Linked DNA regions of Homo sapiens: all the other regions are linked to region 2. Evidence: read pairs that join two places in POLR2A ChIA-PET (ENCODE). Cell type or tissue: Caco-2. All regions are shown on one strand.

Region 1 (4,000 bases), 120 kb before region 2:
CCAACTGACAAAGGAGGAGGAAATAAACCTCCATCTTTTATATCTCCTCCGAACAGCTGGGGCTTTGTCTGGTACTTTGTGAAAATGCTAGGTTCACCCTGTTAAATGAAAAAAATATATAGCATTTCACACATAAAAATATTTATAGCATTCACTATTTTCTGTACAATGCAGAGTCACATTTAAGTGCAAACCATATTGCTGTAACGTAACATAGCAAGTAGTATTTCCATTTTATCTTTGTATACACCAGAAAATTATATTTAAAATAAAGCAACTGTTTTTATTAATATAGATTTTTGCCTTACCAGCCCAGAGATATTTTAAATGTCAACCAAAATAGCTTAGAATCAATTGCATAAATTTAAAGGCAAGAACAGAGAACCATTTATGCTATTTCTGACATGATGTGTTAAAGTTTTCATAATCATAATTTTAACTCAAATTGCTGTTGCTCAGCTGCTAGTGAACTGAACTCATATTGGTAAGTTTGATGTGGACTGGACAGTGGGCATGCTGACAAATGGTGAGCCACTTTCTGCATTCTTTGGCAAAATTCTGAAACATTCAGGGAGGTCATTTATTCCTTCATATCACTAGATACCAATTTTTGTACTGAAATACTTATTTCAGAGCATACTTTACTAACTTAAAGCACCGACTGGCTGGGCATGGTGGCTCACCCCTGTACTCCCAACACTTTGTTTGGGAGGCCGAGGTGGGTGGATCACAAGGTCAGGAGTTTGAGACCAACCTGACCAATGTGATGAAACCCCGTCACTACTAGAAATACAAAAATTGGTCGGGTGTGGTGGCTCATGCCTGTAATCCCAGCACTTTGGGAGGCCGAGGCGGGCGGATCACCTGAGGTCAGGAGTTTGAGACCAGCCTGCTCAACTTGGCGAAACCCTGTCTCTACTAAAATACAAAAAATTAGCCGGGCATGCTGGCAGGCGCCTGTAATCCCAACTACTCAGGAGGCTGAGGCAGGAGAATTGCTTTAACACAGAAGGAGGAGGTTGCAGTGAGCCAAGATTGCACCACTGCATTCCAGCCTGGGCGACAAGAGTGAAACTCCGTCTCAAAACAGAAACAAAAACAAAAACAAAAATTAGCTGGGCGTGGTGGCACACACCTGTAATCACAGCTACTCGGGAGGCTGAGGCAGGAGAATCTCTTGAACCTGGGAAGAGGAGGTTGCAGTGAGCCAAGATCGTGCCACTGCACTCTAGCCCGGGTGACAGAGTGCGACTCTGTCTCAAAAGAAAAGAAAAGAAAAGAAAAGAAAAAAAAGCACCAACTTAATCTTATTTGTTAAGTCCCTATTTGATGCATGTAAGTTTATATATAAAACTTGAGCCCAGGCTGGGCACAGTGGCTTACGCCTATAATCCCAGCACTTTGGGAGGCCGAAGTGGGCAGATCACCTGAGGTGGGGAGTTCAAGAACAGCCTGACCAACATGGAGAAACCCCGTCTCTACTAAAAATACAAAATTAGCCAGGCGTGGTGCGCATGCCTGTAATCCCAGCTACTCAGGAGACTGAGGCAGGAGAATTGCTTAAACCTGGAAGGCAGAGGTTGTGGTGAGCCGAGATCGTACCATTGCACTCCAGTCTGGGCAACCAGAGCAAAACTCCGTCTCAAAAAAAAAAAAAAAATCCCTTGAGCCCAGGAGTTCAAGACCAGCCTGGGCAACATGGCTAAACCCCATCCCTACAAAAAATATAAAAATTAGCTGGTGCAGCTGGGCACGGGGGCTCACGCCTGTAATCCCAGAACTTTGGGAGGCTGAGGCAGGTGGGTCATGAGGTCAGGAGATTGAGACCATCCTGGCTGACATGGTGAAATCCTGTCTCTACTAAAAATACAAAAATTAGCTGGGCGTGGTGGTGCACGCCCATAGTCCCATCTACTCAGGAGACTGAGGCAGGAGAATCGCTTGAACCCGGGAGGCAGAGGTTGTAGTGAGCTGAGATCATGCCACTGCACTCCAGTCTGGCAACAGTGAGGCTCCCTCTCAAAAAAAAAAAGAAAAAAATTAGCTTGGTGTGGCCAGGCATGGTAGCTCACACCTGTAATCCCAGCACTTTGGGAGGCCAATGCAGGTGGATCACTTGAGGTCAGGAGTTTGAGACCAGCCTAGCCAACACAGTGAAACCCTGTCTCTACTAAAAATACAAAAATTAGCTGGGCATGGGGGCAGGCGCCTATAATCCCAGCCACTCAGGAGGCTGAGGCATGATAATTGCTTGCACCCAGGAGGCAGAGGTTGCAGTGAGCTGAGATCACACTGAAGCAGGAGATGTAAAGAGAAAAACAAGTTTTCTCTTGCTGGGCTGACTCACTCCAAGACCTAGCAATAGGCAGCAGAGCTCTGGCAGGGCTTTGATAACACTATGTGCAAAACCAGAGCCCTCAAGGAATGTGCTCCAGAGTCCCCTCTCCTCCCATTCCCAGGCGAGGGTGGGAAAGCAGGTTTTTCTCTTTTCCCAACTTCCCCCTCCCCTTTGATAATCCTTCCTTAGTGATACTCAAGGTTACTTCACAGAGTTTTACAATTCCTGTTTCTCTTCTGTGCAACATGACAAGGTCACAAGACGAGCTTGAGTAAGATATGTACCAGATGCAAAGCCTGCTTTAGTTTGATAAGTTCCTGTTTTCCTTCCAATGCAGCTGCGAGGTCACGAGCTATGCTAGGATGATGAAACCTGTCACTGTTTGATTAACTGCCTTTGTTCTGCTTCTGTATGCCCACTTGCCTGCACTATACACTTCATGCCACCAAATTCCCTCCACGCCATTCAAACTGGCCAATCCCCTTTCAGAAATGTGTATAAAAGTCAAGCCCTGTTTCTGTTCAGGTCTCAGCCTTTTGGATGCGAATCCGCTGAGCCGGTGCACACCTTAATAAAATCCTCCTGTTTTATCCATTTGGTCTCTCTGGTCCTCTGATTCCTGCCACAGCACCACTGCACTACAGCCTGGGTGACAGAGGGAAAAACTCTGTCTCAAAAACAAAACAAAACAAAACAAAACAAAACTACATTTAGTTATAGGTGCCTCCAAAATCAAAATGTTTTTGACTCACAAGAAAACACAGATTGATCTCAAAGAATCAGGCTGGGCATGGTGGCTCACACCTGTAATCCCAGCACTTTGGGCAGCTGAGGTGAGCAGATCATCTGAGGTTAGGAGCTCAAGACTAGCCCGCCAACATGGAGAAACACTGTCTCTACTAAAAACGCAAAAATCAGCCGTGTGTGGTGGCACACACCTATAATCCCAGCTACTAGGGAGGCTGAGACAGGAGAATTACTTGAACCTGGAAGGCGAAGTTTGCAGTCAGTGAACTGAGATCATGCCACTGGACCTCGGCCCAGGTGACAGAGCAAGACTCTGTCTCAAAAAAAAAAAAAAAAAAAAAAAAAAAAAAAGGAAAAGACAGGTTAATCTCAAAACATCAAGGATTCAAGAGACTCTGTTCCTCATTCTGGCCTTTACTCACTAACCTAGGCCTCAGAATCCTCATCTCCTTCTTCTTCAAGGACATAATGTAGTATAGTTGACTAAAGTATACAGATTACATGAAGTTTATTATTTAAAAAAGTCTGTCTAAAATAAAATTTGTTATTTTATTTCTATTTTATGAAAACTATTTTTACTTATAAATTCTCACAAACAATAGTATGACTAGCCTTAGGCAAATATATATGTATATATATTTGCCTCTCCCTAGGATTGGTCAAGGAATTGACACTATTTTACGTTGCTTTGTAATAGAAGAAACCGCAAATATAAATGTTGCCATTTCAGACTATTAAGTCAAATGAGTCACTAATCAAGCACAAATCCCTTTAGGAGAGTAATCCTTACAGATGTACAATTCTAAAACATATTCCAACAGAATAAGTAATTTTTTTAAGGCTAGAAACTAAGTATTGGTTGTCGGGTTTTTTTGTTTTGTTTGTTTGTTTTGAGACAGAGTCATGCTCTATCTC
Region 2 (4,000 bases):
GCAGAGGCAGAACGTCGTGCCAATACCTCAGCCCTGGCAGTACCTAGCCCTGTGAGCAACTCGGCAAGTGCTCGGCATCGGACAGAGGCACTGATGGATGCTCAGAAGGAGGACTTCAACAGCAAACACATGGCCAACCAGCGGGCACTTGGCAAGCTCTCTGCCCATACCCACACCCTGAGCCTGACAGACATAAATGAGCTGGTGAGGTTGAAGTGTTGGGTGGGGCAGGTGGGTGTAGATGTTCCTCTCACAGGGCCCTGACTTGTTCTGTGCCTGGCAGGTGTGTGGGGCACCAGGGGATGCACCCTGTGCTACAAGCCCTTGTGGGGGTGCCGGCTGTCGAGATGAGGATGGGCAGCCGCGCTGTGGGGGCCTCAGCTGCAATGGGGCAGCGGCTACAGCAGACCTAGCACTGGGCCGGGCCCGGCACACACAGGCAGAGCTGCAGCGGGCACTGGCAGAAGGTGGTAGCATCCTCAGCAGAGTGGCTGAGACTCGTCGGCAGGCAAGCGAGGCACAGCAGCGGGCCCAGGCAGCCCTGGACAAGGCTAATGCTTCCAGGGGACAGGTGGAACAGGCCAACCAGGAACTTCAAGAACTTATCCAGAGTGTGAAGGACTTCCTCAACCGTGAGCCTCCCACGTGTCCCAGGCCATGTGGTTGTCCCCTTTGGCAACTCCCGGTGTCTGTATCTCCCTTGGTTCATACTTGAGCCTCAGGGACTACACTGGATTAGTGTTTATGATCCCTTGACTGGCTCCTGAGTTATTGCCCATATGTGGTCCCAGGTCCATGTTCTTGAGTCTGAGCCCCTTGTATAGTCCCTGTCCTTGTGATTATATCCTTATGCCTGGTAACAAACCCCTATCCCATGTACATGTCCTGAGTCCATACCCCAAAACTGTATCCTCATGCCCATGCTGGAGAATCTATGTTCTTAAGTTCTTGCTGTGTCCCTATAGAGGAGGGGGCTGATCCTGATAGCATTGAAATGGTGGCCACACGGGTGCTAGAGCTCTCCATCCCAGCTTCAGCTGAGCAGATCCAGCACCTGGCGGGTGCGATTGCAGAGCGAGTCCGGAGCCTGGCAGATGTGGATGCGATCCTGGCACGTACTGTAGGAGATGTGCGTCGTGCCGAGCAGCTACTGCAGGATGCACGGCGGGCAAGGTCTGACCCCATCCCTGGCCCCTATCCCTGACACCTGGTTTTGATACCTCCAGGTTCTGATTCCCCCTTCTCCCCAGGAGCTGGGCTGAGGATGAGAAACAGAAGGCAGAGACAGTACAGGCAGCACTGGAGGAGGCCCAGCGGGCACAGGGTATTGCCCAGGGTGCCATCCGGGGGGCAGTGGCTGACACACGGGACACAGAGCAGACCCTGTACCAGGTGAGGTCTTCCTAGGACATCAGTGGGACAAGGTTATGGGCATGAACCGTAGATCTGTGTAACCTTTGGCTCACCCATGGCAGGTACAGGAGAGGATGGCAGGTGCAGAGCGGGCACTGAGCTCTGCAGGTGAAAGGGCTCGGCAGTTGGATGCTCTCCTGGAGGCTCTGAAATTGAAACGGGCAGGAAATAGTCTGGCAGCCTCTACAGCAGAAGAAACGGCAGGCAGTGCCCAGGGTCGTGCCCAGGAGGCTGAGCAGGTGGGTTGAGGCAGAGCCAGCTGGAGAAGGTAGGGGTGGAAGATGGGCCTCCACTGAGCTACCACGCTAACCTAACCCTCTACATCTGCAGCTGCTACGCGGTCCTCTGGGTGATCAGTACCAGACGGTGAAGGCCCTAGCTGAGCGCAAGGCCCAAGGTGTGCTGGCTGCACAGGCAAGGGCAGAACAACTGCGGGATGAGGCTCGGGACCTGTTGCAAGCCGCTCAGGACAAGCTGCAGCGGCTACAGGGTAAGAAATGGGGCACCAGAGACACAAGACTGCGGGAAACCCCCCCTAAACTGACACCTGCCCTTCCTAGAATTGGAAGGCACCTATGAGGAAAATGAGCGGGCACTGGAGAGTAAGGCAGCCCAGTTGGACGGGTTGGAGGCCAGGATGCGCAGCGTGCTTCAAGCCATCAACTTGCAGGTGCAGATCTACAACACCTGCCAGTGACCCCTGCCCAAGGCCTACCCCAGTTCCTAGCACTGCCCCACATGCATGTCTGCCTATGCACTGAAGAGCTCTTGGCCCGGCAGGGCCCCCAATAAACCAGTGTGAACCCCCACTGTGTTGTCTGGACTCTGATTTGGGGCGGGCGGGGGAGTCTCCAGGGGAACCTCGAGGTTGCCCCCAGCAGAACCCATGCACCGCTAAGCCACCCGAGCACCGCCTCCTTCCGCTCGGGCCCGCCCCGGAGCTGCGGGTCGCTCCGAGCCCATTCCCGCCGGAAGTGCGTCACCAGCTTGGCGCTCCGCCTCCCTCGGCCTTAGCTAGAAGTCGAAACAAAACAAGCCGCTAAGGCGGTGGCGGCGGCGCCGGGACGGGGGAGGGGCGCGCCGGAACCGGAACCGACCTGCGCCGGAACCGGAACGGAGAGCGGGTTGCCAGGGCCCGAAGAGGGCTGGCTGCGGCGGTCTCGCTCGGTGAGTGGAGCAGGCTGCAACTCGCTGGCTTGGCCGCAGCGGGGAGGCCGCAACGCGCGGCCGCGGCGGCCTGTTCAAGGTCACGGGCCGTGCCAGTCCCTACCCCTAGTGCCCCGCAGCGTGCCAGCCCACTGATGCCGGCAGGGCCGTTACGCTATGCCTGTGGCCAGCCTCCCACCTGGGAGAGGACTGGCGGCCAGCGAGGGCAACTTCGTGGGAGAGGTGGTGGCGGGCTCGGGGTTCAGAGGCTGAAGCTGGGTCGCAGCTCGACCGGGGCGCTGATCTGTGGTCAGTAACCCCGCGCTGCCATTTCAGGCCGGCTCGGGTCTCTAAACAGCCCCTTACCCGCCTCGACGTCCCTGGGGCATGGGGGAGGGACGCGACCTTCGGCTGGGGCCTGGGTGCAAGAAGGAGGCGCCGGTGGCAGGTGTCATTAAAGATCCAGCCCACCAGTACCACATCTGACCTGTAGAAGGGTATCCTGCCATCCCTCCTTCCTCCTTTACACACTTAGGGGAACACAGACTAGTCATTATCTGTCCTGCTACTGGTTCAGGCCAGGCTTGAGGCTGCCAGGAGTCCTGGATCTGTGGTCCTCCCCAGCCTCATCTCAGTATCTAGTTTCAAGACCTTCATTTTGGAGGAGGAAACAGTCCAGAATCCACTGGTGGGTCTGTGGGAAACTGTAGTGGTCCTTGTGGCTCAGAGCTCATGAGTGAAGGCATCTGGGAAGGAAGGTGATAATTTCTGTTCCAGTCTCAAACTGGATGCCCATCCTGCCTTAGTACTGGAGCAGGGTTGCTGCTGAAGAGGTAGCGTGACATCTAGATACACTTTTCAGTCCCTTTCTGCTTGGGACAGCAGCTGGGGAGAGGACTTTCTCTTGAAATGAAGAAGGACCAAGCAGTACATAGGAGCAGGTTCTTGCCAAGGGTGGGAGCTGGCAGGAGGCAGGTGGAGTGCCTTAGCCCCAGGACTTTTTCTGGGCAATGGTAGAACCTGGGTTGAGCCTGTTTACAGCCACAGAGCCTGGTTCTCCTGCGGCTTGTCTCCTGTCCTGCCTTCCTCCTCCACCTTCTATTTCTCCAGTGGTGACTAAGCAGCCAGTGAGAGTGAAGGAAAAGTGAGCACCCTGCTCGGAGTGCCAGCCCTGTGGGCTGGAGCCGTGGCTCCTCTCCAGATTGGTGGAGTAGCCTGGTCCCAGGCCATGACTTCCTTGACCTGGTGCCCCCTCAGTGAGGCTTTCACCTGTGTGGGACTGTTATGGTGGGTATCTATGAGGCTTGGCCAGAAGTGGTTGCTGCTACTTGCATTATTTATTACCTCTTCAGAATATCCTGAGAGTGTCCAGGGGTACTTAAGAGATGAGAAGATACAGCTCTGTAGCATTAGTGTCCTGTGTTGCTGAGCCCTGGGTGTA
Region 3 (4,000 bases), 200 kb before region 2:
AGGCAGAGTCTTGCTCTGTCACCCAGGCTGGAGTGCAGTGGCACGATCTCGGCTCACTGCAACCTCTGCCTCTCAGGTTCAAGCGATTCTCCTGCCTCAGCCTCCTGAGCAGCTGGGATTACGGGTTCGTGCCACCACGCCCGGCTAATTTTTTGTATTTTTAGTAGAGATGGGATTTCACCACGTTGGCCAGGCTGGTCTCGAACTCCTGGCCTCAGGTGATCCACCCGCCTTGGCGTCCCAGAGTGCTGGGATTACAGGCGTGAGCCACCACACCTGGCCGGTTGTTTATATTTAATTGTCTTTTTTTCACTAATGAGGACCACCTTGTAAATTCTGGGCATTTTCAGAGTTTTCTCTTCCATGTGAATTGCTCCAGCTAACTTAATATTAGTTTCTCAAGGGTTTGTGTAGACCTGGCTTTGTCTCTTTCCATCTGTTTCTCTCTTTCCCTTTAACGTCACTTGCCTGAGGTCTATAAGGCCCTTTAAGGTTGCCAGCCCAGAGCCAGAAGAGATTGGTGTCCCTGAAGTTAAGAAAGCCACCTTTGCCTACAGATGGTGTTCACAGTGTTGGTGTGGAGTCACAGCTTGACTTTTGGTAAGGCAGCAAGTATTCTGACTGTTAAGAGTTTATTGTAGCTGGGCACTGGTGGCTCATGCCTGTAATCCCAGCAGTTTGAGAGGCTGATGTGGGAAGATTGCTTGAGCCCAGGAGTTTGAGACCATCCTAGGCAACATAATGTGACCCTGTCTCTTAAAAAAATAAAATTAGGTCAGGCACGGTGGCTCATGCCTATAATCCCAGCACTTTGGGAGGCCAAGGCGGGCGGATCACCTAAGGTCAGGAGTTCAAGACCAGTCTGGCCAACATGGTGAAACCCTGTCTCTACTAAAAATGCAAAAATTAGCCAGGCGTGGTGGCGTGTGCCTGTAATCCCAGCTACCTGGGAGCCTGAGGCAAGAGACTCGCTTAAACCCAGGAGGCAGAGGTTGCAGTGAGCTGAGACTTCACCATTGCTTTCCAGCCTGGGCAACAAGAGTGAAACTCCATCTCAGGCTGGGCGCAGTGGCTCATGCCTGTAATCCCAGCACTTTGGGAGGCCGAGGCGGGCGGATCACGAGGTCAGGAGATTGAGACCATCCTGGCTAACACAGTGAAACCCCGTCTCTACTAAAAATACTTAAAAAAAAAAAAAAACACCACGGGCATGGTGGCAGGCGCCTGTAGTCCCAGCTACTCGGGAGGCTGAGGCAGGAGAATGATGTGAACCCAGGAGGCGGAGCATGCAGTGAGCCGATATCACGCCACTGCACTCCAGGCTGGGCAACAGAGTAAGACTGTTGTCTCAAAAAAAAAAAAAAAACAAACAAACAAAAAACAAAACAAAACAAAAAAAGAGTGAAACTCCATCTCAAAAAAAAAAATAGGGGGCCCCAGGAGATGTTGACCCAGCAGGGCATGGCGCTGCAGAACTACGACAACAAGCTGGTCAAATGCATAGAGGAGCTATGCCAGAAGCAGGAGGAGCTGTGCTGGCAGATCCAGCAGGAGGAGGACAAGAAACAGCGGCTGCAGAATGAGGTGAGGCAGCTGACAGAGAAGCTGGCCTGCGTCAACGAGAAGCTGGCCCGCGTCAACGAGAACCTGGCACGCAAGATTGCCTCTTGCAGTAAGTTCTACCAGACCATCGCGGAGACGGAGGCCACCTACCTCAAGATGCTGGAGAGCTCCCAGACTTTGCTCAGTGTCCTGAAGAGGGAAGCTGGGAACCTGACCAAGGCTACAGCCTCAGACCAGAAAAGTAGTGGTGGCAGGGACAGCTGACCAGACCATGGGCAGGGCCTGCCTCTGTGCGCCCCTCAACTCAGCCCCAGCAAGTCTGTCCACAGAGCGTCTTCTTCATGGCAGCAGCTGCCTTCTTTCACTGTCTCAGGTGCTAAGAGGGGCAGCTGCCAACCTCCACTGGCATCAGTGACAAGCCCGGGGCACAGCCTGTGGGTCCTGGCTTTGTGCTCACACAGGCTATGGGGAGGGTGGGCTCTAGGTCAGCTCTGCAAGGGGCCTGTCTCTGCGGCACCCACACTCCTGGGCTGCCAGGGAGGTCCTGGTTGTAGTCTGAGCACCATGGAGGTCCCCTCAGCCAGCAGAGGCCCAGGGCAGGGGGCAGGGGTTCTCCTTCATCCCAGAACCCAAACCTCAGGGCTCACCCCTGTGGCCTGTGACTGTCAATAAAGATTATCTTTGTAAAAATAAATAAATGATTGAATGAATGAATGAAAAATAAGTTAACCGGGCTTGGTGGCTTACGCCTATAATTCTAGCACTTTGGGAGGCTGAGGCGGGCAGATCACTTGAGGCCAGGAGTTCGAGACTAGCCTGGCCAACATGGTAAAACCCTGTCTCTACTAAAAATAAAAAAATAGCCAGGCATAGTGGCATGCACCTGTAATTCCAGCTACTCGGGAGGCTGAGGCATGAGAATTGCTTGAACTGGGGAGGCTGAGGCATGAGAATTGCTTGAACTGGGGAGGTGAAGTCTGCAGTGAGCTGAGATTGGACCACTGCACTCCAGCCTGGGTGACAGAGTGAGACACTCTCAAAATAAATAAATAAAGTTAAATTAAAAGAGTTTATCATTATCTTAATTATAATTCCAGGTACCAGACGCTGGATACTTGAGGTCAGTCTTTATTTTATTTTTTTTAGATGAAGTCTCGCTCTCATTTCCCAGTCTGGAGTGCAATGGCGCGATCTCGGCTCACTGCAACCTCCACCTCCCGGGTTCAAGTGATTCTCCTGCCTCAGCCTCTGAGTAGATGGAATTACAGGCATGTGCCACCATGCCTGGCTAATTTTGTATTTTTAGTAGAGATGGGGTTCCTCTGTGTTGGTCAGACTGGTCTCGGACTCCCAACCTCATGTGATCCGCCCACCTCAGCCTCCCAAAGTGCTGGGATTACAGGCGTGAGCCACCACGCCTGGCCTAGTCTTAAAGGATAGGATAGATTCATCCTCAGAGCAGCATTCAGTCTGGAGAACATCTGAGAAGCAAGTGGAGTGCAGTAGATTAAGGAGGGCAGGGATGGGCTTTGCCTGGTTTGTCCAGAGCCTCACTTTGGGCCTGGGCACAGGGATGTTACAGGGTCCCACCATGGTATCAGGCACACGTTTGAGTTGTAATTGATAATCACGTGACATGCCTGGGGAGCAGGACTTACCAGTAGAAAGGTGCCTGGGAGTCCAGAGGCTTGACTACAGTGTCTCTTAGGAGCAGAGGTATCCTTGTTTGGAGGCATAGTGTCTGTTTTCAGAGTGTGGCATGAGACCCAGTCACAAATCAGAGTGAGATCTTGCTTACCTAATATATATGCCTGAGATTCAGACATTTCTCCTGGCTTCCTATATTCCAGCCTGTAATGCCCAGGGTTTGTTCCACAGTTGCCTGAAGGTCTGGAGACAAGTCCCTGCCCTAGTGCTCAGCATTTCCCAGATTATAGTAAATTTTCTGAAGAGAAGTTTTGCTTCTGACTTGTCTGTCAAAGATAGAGTATTTTTTAATAGATAGGGTCTTGCTTTGTTGCCCAGACTGGAATGCAATGGCATGATCATAGTTCACTGCAACCTCAAACTCCTGGGATCAAGGGATCCTCTCGGCTTAGCCTCCCGAGTAGCTAGGACTGCAGGCACGTGCTGCTATGCCTGGCTTTTTCTGTTCTGTAAAGAGAAGTTCAGCCTCCCAAAGTGCTGGGATTGTAAGCATGAGCCACTGCACCCAGCCTAAGGATAGAGTTTTTTTTTTTTTAAATCTTACTGTGTTAATTTTCAAGCATATAAAAAGTATCCTTATATGCCCTTAATTTGGTTTCTTTTTGATTGAATTTACTATGAAAACTGGCAGTATTTTCTAGAACATTTTAAACATCAAATAAAATTTTTCTTTAATTTCTATCACCCTGAAATGTTGTCTGTTTAAGAAATTGACAGGTCTTGGATATCT

What was found. Peaks named below come from ENCODE experiments on the same cell type or tissue, not always from the same donor. Only the 100,000 strongest peaks of a DNase experiment are listed, where the experiment ranks them.
Region 1: POLR2A ChIA-PET joins it to region 2 with 5 read pairs; 3 of 35 experiments call an interaction of 5 or more read pairs at or near these places.
Region 3: POLR2A ChIA-PET joins it to region 2 with 5 read pairs; 5 of 35 experiments call an interaction of 5 or more read pairs at or near these places.

The regions. Positions count from the first base shown.
Region 1 is chr3:49,237,324-49,241,323 of GRCh38, reverse strand. IHO1 (interactor of HORMAD1 1) reads right to left here. Exons shown (of 8, transcript NM_001135197.2): 4 at 1-98. Among named protein-coding and RNA genes, the nearest start is that of MIR4271, 35 kb to the left of the region's middle. In Caco-2, no CTCF peak of the experiment used is centred here; a DNase peak (open chromatin) is centred at 2,433.
Region 2 is chr3:49,119,336-49,123,335 of GRCh38, reverse strand. USP19 (ubiquitin specific peptidase 19) reads left to right here and starts at 2,513. Exons shown (of 27, transcript NM_001199161.2): 1 at 2,513-2,580. LAMB2 (laminin subunit beta 2) reads left to right here. Exons shown (of 32, transcript NM_002292.4): 26 at 1-204; 27 at 284-632; 28 at 966-1,173; 29 at 1,251-1,392; 30 at 1,476-1,652; 31 at 1,744-1,903; 32 at 1,974-2,222. The coding sequence ends at 2,110. RefSeq lists enhancers at 1,236-2,224, 2,225-3,214 and a silencer at 2,333-2,652. In Caco-2, no CTCF peak of the experiment used is centred here; a DNase peak (open chromatin) is centred at 2,405; H3K4me3 peaks cover 1,888 bases.
Region 3 is chr3:49,314,909-49,318,908 of GRCh38, reverse strand. All of the region lies in intron 6 of USP4 (ubiquitin specific peptidase 4), which reads left to right. LOC124906236 (Sjoegren syndrome nuclear autoantigen 1 homolog) reads left to right here. Exons shown (of 2, transcript XM_047449404.1): 1 at 1-600; 2 at 1,431-2,257. The coding sequence starts at 1,444. The coding sequence ends at 1,827. Among named protein-coding and RNA genes, the nearest start is that of USP4, 23 kb to the left of the region's middle. RefSeq lists enhancers at 1,416-1,915, 1,916-2,417. In Caco-2, no CTCF peak of the experiment used is centred here; no DNase peak of the experiment used is centred here.